Regions from separate parts of the Mus musculus genome. Here regions 1 and 2 are each linked to region 3. Evidence: chromatin loops called from intact Hi-C (ENCODE). Cell type or tissue: left cerebral cortex. All regions are shown on one strand.

What was found. A loop is a pair of places that touch in the nucleus more often than their neighbours do. Peaks named below come from ENCODE experiments on the same cell type or tissue, not always from the same donor. Only the 100,000 strongest peaks of a DNase experiment are listed, where the experiment ranks them.
Region 1: a loop joins it to region 3, with 2.6 times the contacts of the local background. A loop is called at or near these places in 4 of 42 quality-filtered maps.
Region 2: it touches region 3 in a loop (3-fold over the local background); 2 of 42 quality-filtered maps call a loop at or near these places.

What each region holds. Positions count from the first base shown.
Region 1 is chr19:26,982,378-26,990,377 of GRCm38, reverse strand. No RefSeq gene overlaps it. Among named protein-coding and RNA genes, the nearest start is that of Gm815, 100 kb to the right of the region's middle. In left cerebral cortex, no CTCF peak of the experiment used is centred here; DNase peaks (open chromatin) are centred at 2,277, 2,981 and 3,677; H3K27ac peaks cover 400 bases.
Region 2 is chr19:27,063,388-27,071,387 of GRCm38, reverse strand. No RefSeq gene overlaps it. Among named protein-coding and RNA genes, the nearest start is that of Vldlr, 150 kb to the left of the region's middle. In left cerebral cortex, no CTCF peak of the experiment used is centred here; DNase peaks (open chromatin) are centred at 3,558 and 4,559.
Region 3 is chr19:27,119,369-27,127,368 of GRCm38, reverse strand. All of the region lies in intron 6 of Gm35438 (a long non-coding RNA gene), which reads left to right. Among named protein-coding and RNA genes, the nearest start is that of Vldlr, 94 kb to the left of the region's middle. In left cerebral cortex, a CTCF peak has its summit at 3,064 (motif pointing left); DNase peaks (open chromatin) are centred at 3,178 and 3,827.

The DNA of each region.
Region 1 (8,000 bases), 140 kb after region 3:
CAAGACCCTCATGTGACTATTGCATACTCAAGCCTGAAGACCCTGTTCTAGGTAAGGGAAGGACTGAAACTGGGTTTAAAGAACTAGTGCACTAATCACTGGTCTCTGAAGATAATGAGAGAAATCTGGAGTGCCTGTAGGTCTGGGAAAGGGTATTCAAAGATAGGCTGGCAGGGTGGTAAGAGCATGGCGTGGCAGAGGCAGCACAGAAGCCCAGGCCAGAGGGGAAAAAGGATTTCGAGAACAGGGCTTCTTCCCAGATTGTTTGGTTTTGTTGTTGTTGTTGTTGTTGCTGTTGATGATGTTGTTGGGTTGTTCATTTGCTTGTTTGCTCTCATGCAATTGTTTTTTTTTTTTTAACCTATCTACCTCAGACTAAACTATTTTTTAAGTTTATGGCTTGAAGTAAGTGTATGTGGTGGTGACTTTAATTTAGGATGTTTTTTAAATACTTGCCAAGATCAGACAAAAATATCTGTGGACAAAGAACAAGGTAAAAGTTCATCATGATGTCCAGACTCAGGACCAGGTTGGGTCTTTCAGTCCACATATTACTGGACGTTCAGACTGAAGCTTCTTTGTGGAACTGTGATATTAATCTTAGGAAGGTTGCAAGATCTCCAACCACTGAATACAGTTAAATAGCTCTATCTCAAGTTGTGGTCACCAAAAATATCTGCTGTCACTGTGGAACAGAGGAAATCACCCCTGTTTGTAAAGCATGGCTTTGGAGTCTTCTAAGGCCACTAGATCTTCTTAAGGTCATGTAATGACTAGGGTAAATGGGATATGGTGAGTCTTTTTTGACTAAGTGAGAAGTGATCAGCTAATTCTGGCTGGCATTTGATGGCTAGTGCAATGGAAAGTGGCTTTCTTATCGAGTATTGTAAAAATTGATGAGAGTATTTACAAAGTACCTGATGGGGACAACGTCTCTTTCTTTTTCATTTCAGTTGTAAACACATTGGTAGGTCCTGATCCACCATGTTCATGGAGGTGTGGTATTTGCTCTTTTTCAGGAACTGTGAAGGGTCTAAGGTTTTTGTGGAATTTGTAAGCTAACAGGCCAGCCTGCTCCAGCTTTATGGATATCCACAGATAACGGTTTGGGCATCTGGTCAGGACCCTGGTTGTCTATTAGTACAGTCGTGACAGTAACCGGGGGAGCAGCGTTTTCTGGAGCTGGTTTTACAACCACCGTTTCTATCAGATGTTACAAAGGGGGTGAAATGATGCATCCATAGTATGCTCAGAGGGCTACCAAGAAGCAAACGAGCTCACAGGAGCAGAAATGTCACTGAACTGTTATGTGCACACCCTCTGCTCTGGAGGGAGGCACGATGTCTACCATTTATGGCTGTTCATCATGCAGATGGACATTGTTATGAAAAAAATTTCAGATAGACTGTCAGTGCCTCTATCCACTGAATATATAGAGCCATGAGGCAATGACCAGCACTACTCCAAGCTTTCAGGGACTGGAGTCATGTCACTCCCCCATAACCTGGTACTCAGGAGATCATTAGCAAGCATCTTTTGGATACGTCATCAAAACACATTATAAAGTTCCCCAGATGAGTTTTAACAAGTCATGTTTAGCCCCAGGTTGACACAATTAGACAGTTTTATTAGTTTGTAATTGTTATTATCATAACAAACTGCCATACACTTAATGGATTCAAGCAACACAGACCTGTCTGTAGGTTAGAAATTTGAAATGAGTCTTGGTGGGTTTAAGTAAAGGCATCAACTCTGCCACACTTCATCGATGGGTTCTGGAGAGAATCTATGTTGCCTTCTCTACCACCTAAAGACCACCATACTCCTTGACTTGGGACCCTTTGCTCCATTCTTAAAACCATCAGCATAACATCTTTGAACACCCCTGCCTCTAATCTTCCTACCTCTCTCTTCATCTCTAAGGCCCCTTGTGTTTACATTGAGTCATTCTCCCCATTCAACATTCTGATTTCAATTAGAGCCACTGCCAAGTCCATATTGTCACAGAAGGCAACACTGTCAAAGTTGGGGGGGGGGGTTGAGATATGGCAATCCTGAGCGGCCATGACTATGCTTCCCACAGGCCCTTCTGTAGCCAGACAGTCTTATCATCCAGTAAGACTCTCCTATGTCTACGGCACAGTCATTCTGAGTTTGGAATGAGAAATGAACTTCTTCCTTCACACTCTTTCTTCCTTCTATAATTTACATTTGGAGAGACTGTAAAGTATATTTTTACAAGTCCCCTGTTTAGCACTCAAAGTATGCCAAGAATCAGGTGCTTTCCAAGAAATACTAGGCGACACATGTCGGCGATAAACTATGTTTACTTGTGATTTCCACATTATATAGAGGAGATTATGTATATTTTTGAGTCTCCTATAAATTTCTTCCATAAGAGATCGTTTCTGCCAAAAAGTAATGAGAGCTTCCTTAAAGTCTTGGTGAGGGTAATAACACATGGCATAAGATCTGCTCTTATCTGTCAGAGGAAAAAAAATACTGAGCTGAAAGCTCTAGTCAGTGCCTGACCCAAACATCTCAGTTAACCTTCAACACAAACCCATTAGGTTGGTGTAGTGTGTCCAGTGTGCAGATTACATCATGTTACCCAAGGCCCAGGACTTTGCAAGTGGGCAAGACTCAAATCCCTCTCAGGCTTCCTAACTCTGCAACCCTGATGCTTACAGCGGCTAAAAGTCTTCCTTGGATCTCAGTTATTTTCTTTTTGTAAAAATAGCATGTTTATAGAAGTACACAAAATATATAATGATAATGCAAACAGATACAATTGTTACTTAGATGAGAGAAATTGGCAAATGTGGTCCGTGGCTGAATTCAGTCCTATCCCTCCCTCCCTCCTTCTTATAAGGTTTTTATTGGAACACCCAACTGCTGATTCATTTACATGTTATCTATATCTGCTTTCAGCTACAGCGGTGGTGTTGTGTAATTGTGATAGAAACCAGATGGCACTACAAGGCTAAAATAACTTCTATCTGTCCTTTCACAGGACTCATTTGTGTACTGATGACTAAAAGTATATGTCACCTTGACTATGCCATGTGGTTGGATTAAACAGAATGTCTCGTGTGTGTGTGTGTGTGGGGGGGGTGTTTTCAGATAAGATTACCATTTGAATCAGTGGACTCAATAAGGCAGATTGCCCTGCACAGTGTGTGTGTGTGTGTGTGTGTGTGTGCATGTGTGTATGCAAGCATGCACAGATGTGCTCCTGTGTGGTGCAAGCCATTGAGGCTTGAATGGAATGAAGAAGCAAGGAAAAGGACATTTTATATGTATCTTTTCTCCTAACTGCTTGAGATGGGACATCAGTCTTGTGCCCTTGGACCAAGACATAACATCGGCTTCCCTAGACTTCATGCCCTTTAATCAGGACTGAATCTACACCTCCATCTTCCCTTTGCTTCCAGCTCACAAATGTCAGACTGTGGGGCCATGCTGCCACCATGGCCCCATGGTCAGTTCCTTATTTTGCCTCTCTCCTCCTCCTGTGTATGTGTGTTCTCTTCCTCTGAAGACCTGTGACTCTTACTGCAATCCAGGAAGAATCTTGCAAACACCCTGTCAAATCTTCAGTATGTTGCTCCCTCTCACAACCACCTCTCTGCCTGCATGCAGACTGATGAGTTTGTATGCAGAAATAGACACAGGGCATGGGTTAGCTGTTGTTATGATTCATTGAGCATCCTAGGTCACTTCCTAAAAGGTGTATGCCAGTGGCACATCACAGACAGACACTACTGAATGTGCAAGGATTTTGTTTGCCTATTTGCTGAGGATATCTGGAGGCAAAGACATCTCAGTGTGCTTTAATGACATCTCCATGACATAGATCCTAGGGACTTGTTACGCTCGGCCCACCAGAATTCCCTTACTCTCTGAAGTGCTTGTTCACGCTTTCCTCCCCTTTCCTTGTCAGGTTCTATACATCATTTCTTATTGATTTCCACTTCTTTATCGATTCCATTCTCCTAACCCCATCCCCCACATCAGCTCTATCTTATATAACAGCTACTGCCTCGTTTTCCTCCTCAGAGCTTCTATCGCTCTCAGTGAAAATAAAATCTTGATTTTTACTGTCAGTTTGGTTGTGTTTTCATGTATACTGTGTTCCTGTGGCTTAAGTTCTTCCCTGAAGATACTCTCCGGTGGGATGCTTCGATTCTAAAGTTTTTCCTGATAGTAGTCTCCTGTTTCACCTTTCTAAAGCTATATAACACAGTTTACTTACACATAGAGAATCCATTTCCATAGAGGATCATATAAAATGCTAATCCCCCCTTTTTTTTGGCAGATTGTTAAGCTACACACTGGTTCATGCCATCGTGGGCTATGAGACCCTAGCTCAAAAGAACAAAATACAGCAAAGGACAATTTCCATCTGACTTCTCTCAGGACTTCTTTTTCATATCCAGAATGGCAATGTGCACACAGGCAAGTTATCTGAGTTACCTATTTTGTCTCACTGGCATATTTATATAGCTGCATAATACACTGTCATACTTACTAGAGAATAAGTTGTAACAATTCTTAGAGCAATACTTCTCACCTTACTCTACCAGGATATATGTGGCTGTTTTGTGTATCTATATTTTAGAACTAACTTGTCCGTTTCTAGAAATTATTTTATATACCAATTTTGGAGAAATTGGCAATATTTATAATACTTAGTATTTCAGTCTATAATCATAATTTATTGCTACATTGATTGCCTCTACCAGACACGTTCAGGAAAGTTGAATGTCTTACATATATTTACTTATATTTACACCTAAGAGGTTCATATCTTCAAAATATGTTCTGTGGGCTCTAACTTGTAGGTTCCAGTTGATGCATTCAATGTATAAGCAGAAACTTGCTAGACTTCCCCACATAGATTTGAAAATCTTTCTGGGTATCTTTTGATTTCCAGCAGTGGTGAGAGCTGTTTTCTTCTTTTACCTTTTCCTCTTCCTTCCACCTCTGACTGGACTCTGGTTCCATGTTGAAACAGCAGCTAGGGTAAGAAGAGGAACTCCCAAGCTTCTCCTTCAGAAGAGAAGCATAGGATACAAAGCCCCGTAGCTGCTGTTTCTACCCATAGTCCTTTTGGGAGTCGTATGTTTCTCTTTGCATCTCCCATTTTCTAGAAATAGATTATATTTGTCATAGCCTTTTCTTTACATAGTAACATGTTATTTGATATCTGGAAAAATCACAATGTAAGCCATATAAACTCAAAGAAAAGGGGAATATTAGATGTGTTAATATGGCTAATTACATGAATTGGAATTCTAAACCTATCTTTGAACTATCTTGCATTCTCAGAGTAAAACCAGAAGGGCCTCATGCCTTGTCTTATTATATGTTGCTAGACTGTTTAATAGCATTTTGCCTAGGAGTTTTGTACCTGTGAGGTACATTGGTTGATAGTTTTCTTATTATACTTATAAAATGTAAGCTAAGAGTTATGCTTGCTCATTACGTGTGAGTGGGGTGTGCTAAGGATATCATGTTTATTTTCTTCCACTCTTAACTCCTCTCCATATAAGGCAGTGCTTCCTAGTTCTCCTTGAAGCTCTGTTAGCCAATAGGAATAGGGATGCAAAGCACTTCGCATGAATCTTGCGTCAGACAAGAATGGCAGTACCTTGTCTGGGTTTTCCTGGGTAAAGGCTGTATTTAGAAAGAGTTGTTGCGTGGTGAAGGAGGACAAGAGGGCATGCATGAGTCACAACGCTTGAATATTGAGGCTATTCATCCTCTGGTTGTTCTTTTGTAGAAAAGAATCTTGGAAAATTGACATAGTCTTCATCGGAGCTAAGGGAGAACCCATCAACATTTTTCTTAGATTGTGACTTCTGACTACACTTTCTCAATGGTTTTTAAGCTCTCTGGGCCTTTTCTCTTTAAGCCAATTTCTTCCCAACCCATCCAAACAAGTTAGTAACTTAGCAACTGATCTCGTTTTGAAACGTTTGTGACACTTGCAGAACATCGTCACTTCCTTTGTGGTACCCATCATGTATTCTTTGCTCCTTACCGGCTTGGTCTGAAGTTTCTTAGTTTTATTGATTTTTTTAACAAACCAACTTTCCTGGCTTTGTGTGTTCTCTTTATTTTGTGTGTCATTTCTGAAGCTACTTTCTGGCTTCACTTTTATTTCCTTTTTATTTCGCTTTGAGATTATGTGACTTTTCTTGTGATTTCCCAGATAAATGCTTACCTCATTATTTTTCAGATGTTTCAAATAGAATTATCAACAACTACAAATCCCCACTGCGATCTCTTCCATTGTATGGATATGAAAGAGTAATTTCAATCTTTTAGTTTGGCTTTTTAGGTTTTTTTTTCCTTTGATTTGTTCTCCAACTGATATGTTGCAGAAGCTTTCTTAATTTTTAAATCAATAAGGGGTTCTTAATTATGTTTTTCTATTGGTTTTTAGATTACTTGCAGTGCTCCAGAGAACATAGTATCTATCATTTCTACCCTTGAAAATGTGTTGAATCTTACATTGTTGTTCAAGATTTTTAAATGACCTTGTGTGCCTAAGAAGACAATATATTTTCTACTTACTGATTATAATGTATTCATAAAAGTTCAGTCAGCCAAATTATTATTTAAACATGTCTATGGTGGCTAATTTTATGTCAACTTGACATAGGCTAGAGTCATCTGAGAGGAGAGAACCCCAATTGAGAAAAAAAAAAGCCTTCATAAGATTGAGGTGCAGGCAAGCATAGAGAGCATTTTCTTAATTAGTGACTGGTGTGAGAGAGCCCAGCCCATTGTGGTTGAGGTCATTCAGCTGGTTGTCCTGAGTTCCATAAGAAAGCAGGCTGAGCAAGCCATGATGAGCAATCCTGTAAGCAGCATCCCTCCATAGCCTCTTCATCAGGTCCTGCTTCCAAGGTTTCTGTCCAGTTTGAGTTCCTGTCCTGACTGCCTTCAATGGCAATGAACAGCATTATGGAATTGTAACCCAAATAAACCCTTTCCTCCCAGACTTGCTTTTGATCATAGTGTGTTTCCTCACAGCAATTGTAATCCTACATAGAACAGTGACTTTTGCAGTCTGTTTCTTGTAACAGTTTTTAAAAGAACTGTACTCATTCCCCTGATTACTAACTTCACATTTCTTTTAATAATTCTGTCGATTTTTATTTATATAGTTTGTAGGTAAGTTATTGTGTTAAAGACATTTAAGACAGTGTAAAATCACTGTGATAAATCTTTGAAGCTTTAAGTTAATCACTGGTTTCATCATTACATAACATTCATATACATATATACACACATACACACACACATATATTTATTAGAATGTCATGTACCACTTTATATCCATAAATAATGTGACATTATTATGAACCTTTTGAGCAAAAAAATTAAAGAAAAGAATATAAAGTAGTTTCTGATAATGTGAATCATTTATCTTTTTGAAGAACTATATTTATCTATAGTGATATATTTTTGTCCTAAAATTTGTTTAATATTGAAGTAACTATAGTATTTATAATTTTATATGTTTTAACATTTCAGGTTCTGATATTTTAGGTATACATTTTATAAATGGCATATAATTACATTACATTGGTACTTTTATGCTTATTGTCCATCCATACTACAATCTTCACTCCGTAACTGGATGGATTTTTTTTTCATTTACGTTAACATACTCTTTATGTCTTTCTTGTAATGCTATTCCCATCTGTCATTTCTCCCTTCCTCCCTTCCTTTTTTCCCCTCGTTCCCTTCTCCCTCCCTTTTACTGATTTTGATTTTTAGTTTAATTCCACATATATTTCCATTTGCTAAAATGGGAGTTGTATGTTTTATTTCTGAACTTTTATGGTTACTTTAACTATCCTATGATAAATGTGTATGTATAGTCTGTGTATGTGTGGTGGTGTTAGAAGTGGTGGTGATGGTAGTGGTAGTGGTGGTGGTGGGGTGGTGGTGGTGGTGGTGGTGGTGGTGGTGGTGGTGTGTGT
Region 2 (8,000 bases), 56 kb after region 3:
AGGTCCTCTGCTCCTGACATCTTTTTGTTCTGCCTTGCCCATATTATCATAATGATGGTTCCCAGATCTGTATTTTCCCTCATGTTTTAAACCCCCATTAGTCACTCTAGTGGCTCATTAGACATGATCCCTGGATGCTCGGCAGACGTCCAAAACTGTGTGGCAAGCATGGAAGTCTCTAGTATCTCTCCCTTTCTGTTCTTGTCCTCGCATGCATCTCACTTGAAAAACTGGAACCAACATCCAACAATGCTCATTTTCAAGCTAGGAATCTTTCCTTTCACATAAGAGAGTATTTAACTATCTATTCTCCTTCCCACAGATGCTTCAACAATGTCCAGTCTTTGCGTTTCCATGATGTCTTCCTTAGCAAAGACATCTATGACATTTGTTTTTCTGAACATATGCAATAGCTTTCTATTAAATATCTCAGCTTCCAACCTTATACATAACACCCCCCAAAAAAGTATAAATAATATCATATACTCAAAATCTTGTCATCTCTTTCCATCCATGGCTTCCAGAATCCTCCATGTTCTTCCTCTTGCCTACTAAGCCTTTGTTTGGTTCCTTACAGTACAATTTTCTCCCATGACCTTTGACCAGCACTTCTTCTGGCTGGAATCAGCATCTATCGTCTATATCGTCTATTCCTAGATATTATATTGTCATCCCATCTTAAGTACCACTTCCTCAGGGTCCTTTCCCAAGCTCCTGCACTGTAATTTCCTTTCGCAGCAGCCTACTGTAATTCCATAGAAGATTATTATCCCTGCCCTGTGCATTTCTCATGTACTTTTTTTTTCTGTCTAGCCCCTTCCTGAATGTAAACTGTATAAGAACAGTGACCTTGTCAACCACATCTTAGAGCTTGTCATTGGTGTCTTGTACTAAGAAAGCATTCAGTGCCTGTCATTATACACATGAATTCATAGTCAGGTGAAATGCACTTGAGACACCATCTGTCAATGAGTTTGTATCTACAAGTGACAAGGCTGTAAACCAAAAAGGAAAGGAGTTTGCATAAGGTCAAGTAAGTAGTGGGCTAATTGGCCTATTGTTGTAAATATGCTCATTGTTATTGTATTCTTAACTCCATCTCACTGGACCTATTTTGAGTTTTCCTCCTTGTTGTACCAGTGTTATCAGTTTGCTGCATCTTGAAGCCAGGGATAACATTCAGCCTTTCTGGCATTGTTGCACCTGAGGTTGCTGAAGGCAAAGCCAAGAGTACGGTCTACAGTGTCACTTGTCAATCATGGCTCAGTTGTGTCCTGAGGCAGTTATACCAGCTCTAACTATAAACTCTGGAAACTAAAATGTTGGCCCTTCTCTCCTGTGACCCACTAAAATTCGCAATTCTTTCAAACCAGATATTTGATTGCGGAGGGAAATGTTAGAGATTTATTTTGTTTGAGCTGTCATGGGCCAGTTTACAGGGAGTTTGTGGTTTGATGGAGGCAGTTTGCACCTTGTAAACCGGTCTTTTCATATACTCCGTTACCTGAGATGAGGCTTCGATGTTCTAAACTTGAATTTTGTCAAACTATCAACTTTCTTGTTACTTGTTTGAGAAAGAAAACAACAGTTACAGGGATAAGAGGGAGATAAATGAGGATGTATGGGAGACAGTGAACATAATATCTTATAATATATGAAATGGTCAACGAACAAAATTAACCCATGGAAAAATAGATGATGAAAAGAATGCAACAACAAAGAGGAGAGGAGGGAGGGAAGGGAGGGAGGAAGGGAGGGAAGGAAGGAAAGAATCAGGGAAAAAGAAAAGAAAACCACAAAGCTTAGAACTCCTTCTTCTCTACTTATCATACAACAGTAGAGGAGAGAAATTCTGATAGGGATGAGACAGGCCCATGCTGTAGAAGCACATTTGCTAAGTTTAAAATGTATCACAAATTCAGGGGGTTAAATATCAAGTGTTGCAGAGTTGATAATGAATTGAATATACAGTCAGCTGTAATGACTGATTCTTTTAAAAATCTCTGTTACATTCCAAACTCTTAAAGCAACTGCCTTGTTACCCACTATACTTTTAAGTGGCAATCTTTAATTCATTATTTCAATAAAATATGCTCAGTGGAAACAATACAGACAGTATTATATAAAGAAAAATGAAAGTACCTTTCTCTTCAAGCCCCACAGGTTCAGCATCCAGATAACTAAGTTATGCAGGTTAGTTTCAATTTAATGTGAACAGTTATTAACAGTGCTTTGTTATGAATCAGATAAGGCTGTAAACACATTGCGTATTATCGGCTGTCAAAGCTCACAGTCGGTCTGTGTCTCAAATAGCAGCACTCCTCTGACTTTGTATTTGAGCAGACCAAGGCTCAAAGAAAAGGAGAGACTTTTTCAGTGCCACAGGCATCTGAGGTTGAGAAGTTTGGCTCCCAAGTTCATGTCACAACACTGAAACTGGATACCTCCCCAGCCAAGTGCTGCATGCAGTTCTGCATGATCTTAGCACACCGGGTTATATGTCCCTCACTTGGCCAGTTCCCAATTAACGAGACTTTTTTTTTGTTTCTTCTTTGTTTTTAATCATTAAAAATAAATAACAAAAAGGCAAAGGTATAAAATTCAACTTATTGGTCATCTGTGTGTTCTTGTACATCTGTCTATGGGCAAAAATCTAGAAGTGTATGGTTATTAGATATGTATACTTTTTAATACTGCCAAACTGACTTCCATAATGAAGAACCATTTTCACCAGTCTATAAGCCACGAGAAGCTCTGAGAGAGTGTGAGGTTTCTATGTGCCTCCATTGTGTGGTTTCTATGTGACTCCACTGTATCATTCCACTCTTTCCTGAGGCTTCCCCTGCTGTTTTGACAAGGGCTTCTACTACATATCAAGGAAAATGGGGAAACGTGTTCACTTTTCTATAAGGTCTAACTCTGCTCATAGGGGGTGAGCAGGCACTTGGCTCCTCTTGGCTTGTGCTGCCTGGCACCCTGAGGCCATGAGAGAATTACTGTGAGGGCTGGCTCACCTGGGCTTAGCCTGATCTACACTGACAGCTTTATTGGCTCTTAAACATTTATCTAGCCAGAACCTTTAAACCAATCTAAGGTTTCATTTAGTTTTACTCTAGGGAGAGAAGAGAAATGAGAATTGTGCTGAGTGAAACTCCACAGAGAGGTGACCCCATCCCATCCCTTCCTTGAAAACTTCTTACAAAAGGGAACTCATCCTTTCTCTCCAATTGTATGTCGCTTTTCTACCAGCATTCCTCTGACTCCATTCTTAAGTAAAAAGTACATTGGTGGTGGGGGTGGGGGTGGGGGGATTACAGAGCTCTTTCAATCAGTGTCTATTTAACTCTTCCATGAATTACTTGCTTTGTTAGGGGAAAGTATTGAATAAGAGACTATCTTAGCTACTTTTCCAGTTACTGGGATAAAATTCTCTGACAAAAGCAACTTCGGGGAGGAAGGGACATTTATTTTATCCCACATTTCAAGGTATAGCCCATCATGACAACATGAAGCCATGAAGGCAGGTGTGAAGCAGCCGGTCACACGTCATCTATATTTAGAAATCACGAGCAACTCGTGCAGGCATGCTAGGCTAGTCAGCTTCCTTTCTTCACTTAGCAGGAACTGGCACCTCCCGTAGTGGGTGAGTCTTCCCTCTTTAATCAATGTAGTCAAGATAAGGTCCCATTATCTTGGCTCAGAAGCCCATCTCCCAAGTGATTCTGGATCATTCCAGTTGACAATTAGCACTAGCCATCACATAGGATACCTGCATATGTCAAACTGGTATTCTTTGTCAGCTTTCCTAGGAATGAAAGATGGAGAAACTGGGTCCCACATAAATAGGAGGGAAATTAGAGCAGTAAGGAAAAATATGGAAGGGATTTTCTAGCCTTTATTTATTGATGAGGACTCTAAATACTAAGCAAATGTAGTGACTTGATATTCTTTACTTGGTCACCAAAGAGGAAGTCACATCTCAAACTCTGGTTCTGGTTACAAAACTCAAGTGTCTTCCCTTATACTAATGTGTGTTCTGCAGACCTAATTCTTAACTACTGTGCATTTCCAGGACCTTTTACACAATGTGACATCCTCTGCACTACACATACATGTAAACACTGAGTGAAATGGAGCAAAACTATTTTGCATACACACACACACACACACACACACACACACACACACACATACAGGAATGCAGATTTTTCTAGAAGCCTCTGTGGAGTCTGTCATGGAACGGGGAGGGATGTGGCTTGGCTCGTCTCCACCCAGCCTTCTCCCTTGGTTTCTGAGTGGACAGGCAGCTGCTGTCACAGCTTGGCACTGCTCTCAGCTCCATGCTGTAGTGTGCTTGCTTTCTGGCCGGTCCCTCCAATTGCATATGCTTTGCCTTTCCGCTCTCACGCAGAGGCCCCTTGGATGCACCAGTCAGCTGTCAGCAGGTGGCCTGCCGGCCCCAAAAGCTTTCTGCGTGATTTACTGTGTGCATTTTCTGCACACTGAAACTTGGCATGCTCCCCGCCACACACACTTCCTTTACCCCACTCTTACATACTCCGTGTTCCCGCAGAAGCCATCCAGATTTTCACTGAGGGTACTGGCCCAGTGCCAGGCTTTCCTCAAGGCCTCAGCTAGTTTCCACTATAAGCTGCAATTCCTCCTCCACTTACCCAAATAAAGCATCTTATATATAGTAACTTACCATCTTCAAGGACCCTCTTTCTTCTTCTATCTTTGACTCTGCACGGCAACTGAATGAGCTGCTCACAGCATCCCATCACCCTAGAGTCTTCCACAGCTCTTGTTTTATTCAGGATAATGAATGCAATTCCATACGTGGCAGGCAAGTTCCTTCAAGGTAGCACACCAGCTCACCTACCCAGTCCTCCTGTTTTCCACACACATTTCCCTTCATCTATTGTCCTAACAAGAGCTCTGGGTTCCATTTGCTTTCTCATTCATCATTGCCTATCCACATCCCATTCTATTCCGTGTCCTTCCTCCACTCTGTTCCCTGGTCAATGTTTCTTTATGTTTTAAAATGTAACCTAAGTATCACATCCACTGGGAAGCTTTACCCTGACTCTATCCCCATCCCTATTCTTCCACACAGCCCAAAGAGTTCTTCCATATACCCCTTAAAGACACTGAAGAGTATCTGCTGGCCTGTCACTGCTCTTTCCTACATTCATGGTTAGATTCTGGTCTTTCCATGGTTTTATTCCAGTGTCTATTTTCATAATTTCTAATATATAGTATCAAAACTATCTGTAACAATTCTATTCAAGGGTATAATACAAGAATGTTCATAATTGGGACTGGAGAGATGACATCACAGTTAAAATATCTGGAACCCTTCCAGATGAGCCAAGTTTAATTCCTGGCACACACCAGGCTACTCACAGCTGCCCCTAACTCCAACTTCATAGGACCCACACCATCTTCTGGCCTCCATAGGCACCCCCACACAAGTGGCACCCAACCAGTCCCCCACCACACACACAGAATAATAGTTCTAAAAATCTTTTAAAATGTTCAACTGCCATTTGTATTAGTTCCAAAATACAATTTCTATATAGTGAAAAAGAAAGTCATAACCTTTTAAATAAATAAAACCTACATGACAATGAATGAATTACAACTACATGGTCCTAAATGAAAGAAGCCAGACAGAAACACAGTCATTAGTGTTCAATCTGCTCATATAAGCCCAAAGGCATGCAGAAGTCATCACCTGTAATGTTAGAAATCACAATGGTTGTCTGATAGGGGGCACCTATGACTCAAATAATGTTCTCTTTCTTGATCAAGCATGCAAAATTCCTATGAATTTTCATGCTGTCAAAATGTGAAGACTTGTATATTTGTGATTGGCACACATCCCTGAATCTTATACCTCAGTAAACACTTTGATTTGGAAATGTCCTCTGTGTGAAGGACATTTTTCCTTGAGGTTCAGATCTGAGTCAGCAATGGAGAATGTGGTCTGGACGCAAGTGACTCGGCCATGTGAGCAATGGACTTGTCCCATTCAAAATGTCCCTCACTTGGGAGAAAGGAAAATGAAAAGAACCTGCTCCATGGACAGAGTATAGCATTTGTTTGGAAAATACAGTGCTCAATTATGACAGCAGGTCTTCTGTGCGTGACTCAGTGTAGCACCTTGAATTTCAGCAAGTGTAAATGTGTTTAGCTTAAGTCATGGTACAAATAAATAGACCCGGACTCTGGAATTCCACTCTTGCAGAGCTCGCAGGTCTGCATACATCAGTCACATCTGCTCACCTTGTTTCTTCACCTCTATAGTTTAAAATGCGTAGGACTGTGATTTGTTACCCAAAGAACCACTTTTGAATCAGTAGGTGTTTTTCCTCCAAGTTGGTTAAGGTCTAGAAATAGCAGACTGCAGGACATTTTCAAAACAAAATATTTCTTCCCTTTAGATAAGCGTATGAATGTGGAGAAAGAGCCTGGAAATCCTTGTCTTAGCAAAAGTGTGAGCGACTGTGGCTGCTGCTTTCTGTGGGCCCCCACCCTGGAGCCAGTCCAGCCTTCGCTGCAGGACTTTCTCTTTCAGGGTCCTAATAAAGGACCAGCATGGATGCGGATTCTTATCTACCTTCTCACTTCATGGTTCCTGCACTTTCCTTACTAAGGTCCTCACTACCCAAAATAGAATCAGACTTTTTTTTTTAATTTGAAAGCCATTGTGTGTGTAATTTGAAATTTCATGGGAGAGTAAACAGGGTGTATGTGGCTCCCTTTAAATTACCACACCCTAAGGTCATTTTCCTTATGGGTTAGAAGGTAGGTCAATGATGCAGAAGAATGCTTGGCGCTCTCTCAAAACCAACACTCTATGGTGGCAAGGGATGGTTGAAATGTCCATTCTGAATCCGGGAATGGATACAGACCATGTGAACAATGAGGAAAGAGAAGATAGGAGACTTTGCCTAAACGGATACTTCCAGTTAGCATCATGAATCCTCTGGTCTTGTAACATCACCTCCTGAAGTAACATGTTTCCCTTTTCTGTGAAAAAAAATTTTATTAGGCGTCTATGAAGACCATTCTCCATGTTCTTCTCTGCCAAATTGTTTTTTTTTTTTCTTATCCTTTAAGGTCTCACTCACACCTCAGATCCTCTGGGAAGGCTTCCCCGGATGGCTTGATGTAGTAGGTTGGTTTAACACTGCTTGTATTCTAGTGTCAAGTGCTGGCCTCCAAGATTTGGAGTCAGCACATAACTAAAATATTAATACTACAGCTTGACCTAGAAGTGATTTTCCTATTGTCTAAAATACTAGAGCCCTTGATTGTTGGGCTTTCTGATGCTCTCTCTATGCAGGATAAGTTATAGTTTTGGTATCCAGAGAAATAACAGAGTAACTGAAAACCTGGTGTTAGGTACTAGTCTCCTCAGATATATATATATTCAGAATCCTTCCAATGAAACCATGAGGAAGGTTGTATTATTCTTCTCATTTTACAGATGAGGCTTAAGGCCCATAGAGATTTCAAATCTCCCTAACCAGATTGGAAGCTCCATTCACCATCACCTTGATTTACCGATCTTTTTTCACCACACAAGATTTAGCACCTTGGTGGTTGGTAATTACTCAACCAATATTTGTTCAACTCAACCTAAGTATGCTTAATGAAACATAAGATCATGAGGAGAGGATTTAAGAACCATTTCTGACAGTCAGATATGCTACCTTTCCACTTCTGTCAACACAGTGAAGTGGGCAAGGTTGATGAAAACCAGAGTAACAGCAACGGAGCCCAAGTTGCTATGTAGTGTATCCCAGGCCTTGTCAAAGCCTGGTCAAAGGGATGCATATTCATATGCTCTATCTCAGCTATTTCCCCCCTAAAAGGATCATAACTTTAGGAAAACAAACAAAATCTGGGGTTCATCATTACCAAAAACCACATGCCTTCCTTGTAGGAGTTTCACTGTCTACAGTGAAAATGGACATACATTTAGTTATTGT
Region 3 (8,000 bases):
TGTATCTTCAGACATGACCTGCCCACCCCCTCTGGAAGATGTTTTCAAGCAAACTCCTTCAGAAGTTCCAGTCAGAGATGATGATGAATAATCAGTCCTCTTTCATGCCTTTGAGTAAACAGAATGAACTACATAAAAGAGAGGGAAAGAGTTGACTGACAACACTCTGGATCTACTGTTTGTGCTGCTATGGAAGATTCTGTTGCGACAGATGACACTGATAGCTATGATTCTAAAGAAGAGATTTGCTACAGCCTGAGAAAATTTATTTGGGATGCGGCTCCTGCAGCCGTCAACTCAGTGAATAATTTCCCAGAATGATAGCTTAGTTGCCATTGTTTAATGCATCTTACAGCTGGGTGCCTTTTATTGTACCTTGGAAGAAAGATACAAATGATAAGTATGAAGATTGGTTCCTCTGTGCTGATTGGTTCATAGACATTAAACTCTGCATTCTGCAGCATCTTGTAATCAGCATTGTTACATATCATCATGGGATCCTATTCTTCAAGAAAGAGTAGTTGTGCTCATTATGAGTCACTTTAGAAGACAAGAAAATCTGGGCTCCAGAGGAAGATTTGTCTCCTACCAATCAACACAGAAAGATACCTGCAGTGGAAAATGGGCAGAAGGTTTGGAGGGTTACACTGGGAAAAAGAGGAGATTCAAGAAGTTAGAAAGAGTAGGAAGAGATGCTCAAAGTGATTGTCAACAGAAGGATAGAGTAAGTTAATTATGCCATATCATTTTACATGTGTTATGTAAGCAAAATCAAGAAGCTGGCACAGACCTAGGATCATGGAAACCCTCGTGAACTGCTGATAGGGTAGAAACTGGTATGGACATGCTAGAGGCAGTAGAAAACTAGATCTTTGTTTTCTCTCTGATACAGCAGGCCAAGTCCACTGCTAGGCATCTGTTTCCAAAAAGGAATTATAAAAACCCATATGAATCAGATAAAGAAGTGTCCCAGCTTGCTTGGGGTAGTTATAATAAACTTCTGGTCTTGGTGTAATTACTGACATCACTCTTTCATTTCAAGAATGTACGCCTTCTGTCTGAGGCTACTTGTGTTTGCCACTATTCTCATCTTCTTGTGGCTGCAACCAATAGTCAACAAGAAGCAACTTAAGGGAAGAAGGGGTCATTCTGGCTGAAAACTAAAGATGCAGCTTATCATGGTATGACAGGCATGATGGCAGGCATGTGAAGTGACCAGTTACACTGGATCCACAGTTAGGAGGTGAAGGGCAGACAAGAAGTGGTAGTGAGGTAAGCAGGGACCCACTCCTTCTATATATGAGTGCATATATGTTCACTCAGTCTCTCTCTCTATCCTCCCTGTCCCCCCCCCCCCATCAAAACTATAAAGGTCCAAAGTCTTTTCTGACACTCAGTGCAATCTTGTGATTGCATTTTACAGGGACTCCTGTAAAAAATTTTTTTAAATCATTAGAAGTTACACACTTCTAATATACAATGGCACAGAGTAAAGATTTCCATTCCAAAAAGAGGCAATGGAAACATACGAAAGAAAAATTAGAACAAAGCAAGACTTCAACTCAACCCTCCAGACCACAAGACTCTGCAGCTACTTATCCAGCATCTGGGACTCATGACTCTCATCTGGGCTCCAAAGGTCTTGGTTTGCCCTGCTCCCCCAGCTCTTCTACCCACAGCACACAAAGCTTATCTCTTGGGCCAGCTCCATTCCCACCTGCTGTTCACGTTGGAAGATGGTCTACTGTCCTGAAATCAGCACCACTGTAGAATCTCCACTGTACCTTAGACTTCATCTTCAGAACGTCACAAAAACATCTTTTCAGGGCCTGGCCTCAGTGATCTTTTGAAGCCTTGTCTCAAGACTCCATTGGTCCCTCACTGTTGCATCTCATATGCCTATAAAACCAGTATTCACCTTGGCTGCTGCAGCAAACTTCTACAACAAGCTTCAGATGGAGTCTGGCCCCTTTGGATCAAAGCTACAGTGATGTCAGTATGTCTAGGTGGATGACTATGGGAAAATATTTTCAGCGGGAAGTTTTATTTGATCAGGGAATTCTTTGGACAGCATTTTTAGCTCAGGCTACCTCTTTTCAAATGAAGTTGCATGTCCACCAATTGGAACCATTAGTGGGCAGGGCCTTACCACTGGGGCACGTGTCCTGTTGCCTCATCTTTTTGGTTGCTTTTTCTCCCTCATTATCTGAAACTTCACAGTCACTTACTGCTCTTCTCAACAAGTCGGCATTTGTCATATTTTTCTGCTGCATTTGTCACTCTCTCCCATAGCAGAACCTGGTTAAGAGCAGTGAACAGTATCATGACATGGCCTAAACCCTATCCTGTCTTGTGATTTACTCTGCCAACGAATTAGTACATTACTTTGGAATTCTGCCTCAAAGTCGGTAGAATGAAGCCAAGCTGCTCCTCCTCCCCCTCCCCCTCCTCTTCCCCCTCCTCCTCCTCCTCAAAAAATGTGTGTGTGTGGTGGGGGGTAGTCAAAGCACAATTTAATCCATTTGGGTTTTTTCCTTCCACATTTACATGCGTTCTGACGTCAAACTCTTACAGCGGGCTCTCATGACAGGCACTTTTCCTGCTGAGCCTTCCCTGTCTGCGTGTCTCTCAGCACTGTTGTCTTCTGACTCCCACTAGTGTGGCCCATTAAGCTTACAGCAGTCTAAGGCGTCTGTAGTCCACAGTTCCACATTCTTCCACATTCCTTCTGAAAACCCATCCTCAAGGCCTACAAGTCACACCATCAGGCTTATCATAGCAGAACACTTCATCCCAATTTTCTCTACCATTTGCTGTTCTCACTGCTGTGACTAAACCCCAGCCAAGAAGAGACTTCAGGGAGGAGGGGTTTATTTTGGCCTATGGTTTAAGATGCAGACCATCCTGACAGGGAAGGCGTCACAGTTGGGATAGGAGGTTGTTGGTCGGCAGGAAGCAGAGAACAGACAGGAAGTGGAGCTAGACTCACCTCCTGTGACCCACAGCCTCCAGTGAGGTTCCACCTCCTGCAGTTTCCACAACCTTCCAAACAGCGCCACCATCTGGGGAGCAAGCGCTCGAGCACGTGAGCTCTGGGGCACACTTTCACACGGAAACCACAGCAGATTTGCCGCGATGGAAAATAGAAAGGCAAAGTGTGTTAGGCTCTTGCTATTTAGCACAGAGAAGCAACAGACAAAATGTGCTTGTAGCAAAAACACTTGCATCTTAAAAGCAAGGCTGGATGGGAAGAGAAACAGATTGGGTTTATAAAAGTTACATTTGCATGGAGTTAAGTCCACAGCAAAAACTATACATTCTACAGAACTGTAAAGCAGCCAAAGGGTGTGGTCAGAACTGTTACCATAAGGCAGGAAAGGGAATAAGCAGGATGCACGAGGCAGAGTGGGAGGGGTCTCGGCTGGACCAAAAAAAAAAAAAAAAAGCTAATGAACACAGAGAGATGTGATAGTTCTGCCTCAGGACCTGGATTTAAAAAGTAAGAGTATGTTGATAGCAAAATACATGGAACTGAGGGAATTTTTAAAAAGTACTCAAAAAAAAAAAGAACTATTCAAATGTGAGCTTTCATGGTAACGAGGTTTTTATTTATTTATCCCCTCCCACCTCTTTGAAGTTTCACAGAGCGCTGGATGGAGGCTGCTTAAATCACTACTTGAAATCGGACAAAATGAATGTTAAAATGTTTAGACAAAGAAGCAGCCGCGCATGTATATGGAACTACAGCATCTAAGGCAAAAGCAGTGTGAAGCTAACATCTAAAAACCCCACAGCAGATGGGCCTGGAGACATGCCAGGGATGGGTTTCAGATTTGGCACAGAACTGGCCAAGCAGGCGACACACAGAAAGGAGATGCCCTCACATACAGGATCTGTGTTGTCGAAAGGAGGAACCACCCACAAACTTGAGAATCCTAAAAAGCAGGGCACGGTTCCCATTCTGAAGCCAGAGAAGTTTGTTCTCCGAGCTCCTTAAAGAGGGCAGCATGTGATGGACTACTGACCCAGAGAACTCATTTCCCCAGGAAGATCCATTCCAGGCTGTGTTGAGAAGCAGAATGTTAATTTACTCTAACGCAATTGAGGGCTCCTTGATTTCCACAGAACAACCAGGTTTCAGCTTGGTTGAAACCCCAGGACATATTCCTTGGTATCCATACCCCAGTAGCCTTCAGAAACATGTGCTCTGCCATTAGGTCATAAATCACAAGGGCGGGAGACTCCTGGTCATTACAGCTCTGGCTAATAAGAACAGGGGAAAAAGGGGTTCTTCACTCAGATTCTGAGAGAGACGTGGTCTATAGGCCCCTGAGGAGCAGGTGAGAGACTCCCCCCATCTCTTTCTGAAATAGTTTCAACTGCCATTAAATTTGTATCGACTGTAAGCCAAACCTAGTAAGCGTTGTAGAGTGCATAGAAATCCAATTTGCTGCTGCTGTCCAGGGACAGGACTCAATGTTTAGTGGCAGACATGTGCAAAAGGGGTTCACTCTGAGAAATGCTCTTCAGATGTACACTTGGAGGAAGAGACAGAGACAGACAGAAAGACAAATGACAGAGACCAATAGAGATAGAAGCAGAGAGACAGATACAGAGAGAAAAACCTGTGACATTCTGTTTTACTGGATACAGAATTTGGGGCCGATACAGTTCATCAAGCTATTTTGAAGCCTGGTATAAATAAACCTTGAGCATATCCAATTATACTTGATTTTGTATTCACCAAGCAACTCCTGCTTATTAATTCAATTTCCAAGAGTCTGAGAAAGGAAGTGGTAGATGTGCCAAAGCCGCTGTAATTATTCCCTCCCTGCAGCCAGGCCTCATGCAGTGTGACTTTGAGATTCTTCCCTGCAGTGCACACAGCCCAATTCCTTACCTCTCTCTCGACTGGCCTTGTGTTATGTCGTGGTCAGTAGACCAGTGTGCCAGAGTTGAACCTAGGTCTCAAGACCTAGGCGTGCACCTCTCCCATTCACTGAATCATATACAACCACCATGAAATGGACATGGGCCAACCTGTGCTACGATGAGAAAGAATGCCTATATAGCTCTGTTTGCTGGCAGGCTGACATAGGGCTATGGGATTTTTCAAAACACTCCTCCATTCCCAGTTTACCTGTGAGGAGAAGGATCTAGAAGAGAGGCATAGTAAGAATTCAACATACAGACATGGAAATGGTCGGAGGACAGTGAATGCTAATTACTCCCACTGGATCAAGCCTCCTGTGCTGGCTAGTTTGCACTGTCAACTCAACAAGCTAAAAATCACTCAGGAAGAGGGTCACACTTGAGGAAATATGTGGAGCAGATTGGCTTGCAGGGATATCTGTAGGGGATTTTTCTTAATTGTTAATTGATATGGAAAGATTAATTGATAAAGAAAGATTGTTAGTTGACATAGAACAATGCAACTCACTGTGGGTGATGACATCATTTCCTAGGCAGGGTACCCCTGAGTGGAGCAGAGAGAGCTAGATGAGAGAAAGCAAGCAAGCAAGCAGCATGCATGCATTAGTTCTCTCTGCGTGGGATGATGACTGTGCTATAACTAGCTGCTTAAGTTCCTGTCACTGGGCTGGAGAAATGGCTCCATGGTTAACAGCACTGTTTGGTCTTCCAGAGGACACAGGTTTGATTTCGGCATCCATATGGCACCTTGCAACTATCTGTAACTAAACTTCCAGAGACTACAACAGTCTTCTAGCCTCCTCAGGCTCTGGACACCCACATGGTGGACATGTAGGCAAAACACTCATACATATAAAATAAAACAACTCTTAACTAGGTGATGCATACCTTTGATCCCAGCAATCAGGAGTCAGAGACAGGTGGGTCTTTGAGTTTGAGGCCAGCCTGATCTATAGAGCAAGTTCCATGACAGTCTGGGTTATACAGATAAATCCTGTTTCAAAAAATAAAAGTTCCTGCCTCTACTTCCCTCAGTGGTAGACTATGACATGTAAATTGTAAGCTTAATAAACCTTTCCTCCCTTGTGTTGCTTTTGGTCAGGATGTTACACACACACACACAATCAAATATGCATTATGTTGTAATTGGCATTTTTTAAAAGAATGTATTAAATTCTTAGAATTTAGGTCACCCCTCTTCCATTCCCTGCCAGCTCGAGTGACAGTGGCAGAGGGTTGTTTTCTGTTAGAGTGTCTTTAATTCCCCAGACTTCCTCTGCACCTGCTGCGGTGGCAGCCATAACAGCTCCTCACAGAGCTGCGCCTCTCTGCTGGGCTGTAGCTCATCACCTCTCCTCTGGGAAATGACAGGGAGTTGTGTACCGAGTACCTGTCAAGAGAGAAGCTGGGAAAGCCAACTTTTAATTGGGTTCTGTAGTGGTTTCCATGGCCAGACCTGACCCCCTGGCATTTTCCTTTTCCTGGAGTCCTGTTGTCAGTTTTATTGTGAGGAGTTTGGTAGGGCCTGGGTGCGTTTCCCTCTGAGCCCCTGCTTTCTGTTCGGATGTGCTGAGCCTCATAATTGCCACCGCCGCTGATCTTTTGATCGCTGGAATGGAGGCCCATGGGACTCACTAATGACACGTAGGGAGATTCTACAGGTGGGATGCTGCCTAGGAGATACCATGGTGAAAACATGCTCATCTGTGTCCATCAAGGCATGAAAGATTTCTTTCCATTAAAAACCGATGAAGGAGCGAGGCTATCCTTCTTAGGCTCCACATACAACACACTGAGGAGTTCGGGTTCAGGTTAGAAAATGTCTAGGAACTTCGGGGATATTTTGTGAAATTAAAATTGCATTCATGCTCATTCTCCTGTTAAGAAATTAAAGAGTTAGGTCATTATGGTGGGGTGATTCCTGGGATAGAAACGTGGAGCCTGGATTTGAGGCTCACTTGGGGAACGTCCTGGCTCTGTGTGCTAGCTGTGTGCCCCCAGGCAAGATACATGCATAGCTTTTCCGAGACTCTATGGAGTGAGTTTGGTGTTAAATTTGTCATGAGGATTAAGTAATTTAAATGTGTATAATATCTAGCATGGGGCTGAGAGCATATATGCACTGGATAAATGTGAGCTCAATTTCCCACTCTCTTCTCACCATTTCTACTTGATTTTTATTGCTGTTGTTTGTTTGTTTTCCTGCTCTCTCTCTCTCTCTCTCTCTCTCTCCTACTCTCCCACTCTCCCCCTTCTCTCTTTCTCTGTTGTGTGCGTGCATGTGTGCACACACAGATGTACACACATTCACACACACACACACACCTACTCTGTAAAGTGGTGGATGGGTTTTTGGAGAACAAGATGGCCTATGTATATCAATCTTTAAATATATATAATTTTTTGACCTAATAATCTCACATAACTAAAACTCTGATCCAGATTCTCAAAATTTACAAAGCTATAGTCATAGCAAGACTGACTGTTGCTTTAAGAAATAATCTTTTTGATCTTTTCTTTTTTGCCTTATTTCCTTAAAGAAATATATCGTCATTGCCCTTTAAATTATGCCACCTGCAGTTCTTTTATTAATGCTTCTGTATACTCAGTAAGTTCTCATTACTATCCCAAATCATTAAAAAAACAGATTGATTTTAATTCCCCCATGGGCACACAATGAATCACTTCTTCTACAAAGTTTGTCTAATACAATTACTTTCTTTACCCAGGGAACCATTTTTTTTAAGCAAAGCTTCACTCTGGACCATAGCCCATCTTCAGTGTTGAAGTATTTCATGATACTAGATATGATGGTCCTGTGTAACACTGGCAACGAGATGCTCAAAGCAAGTACACTCTGTGTGTACACAGTCATGGGCGTGGTGGAGGCAGAGGGAAGGAAAGTCATTATCAGGCGGTCAGCTGCCCATGCCAGTGCAGGGTCCTCCATGTTGTTCTATTACTATCATTCCGTGAGGAAGCATTTTAAGATGGAGGTTTCTGAGTAAGAAGCTGACGCCCAAGATTACAAATTTCTTGCTTATAGACCTAGAATGGCAGAGGCAGTT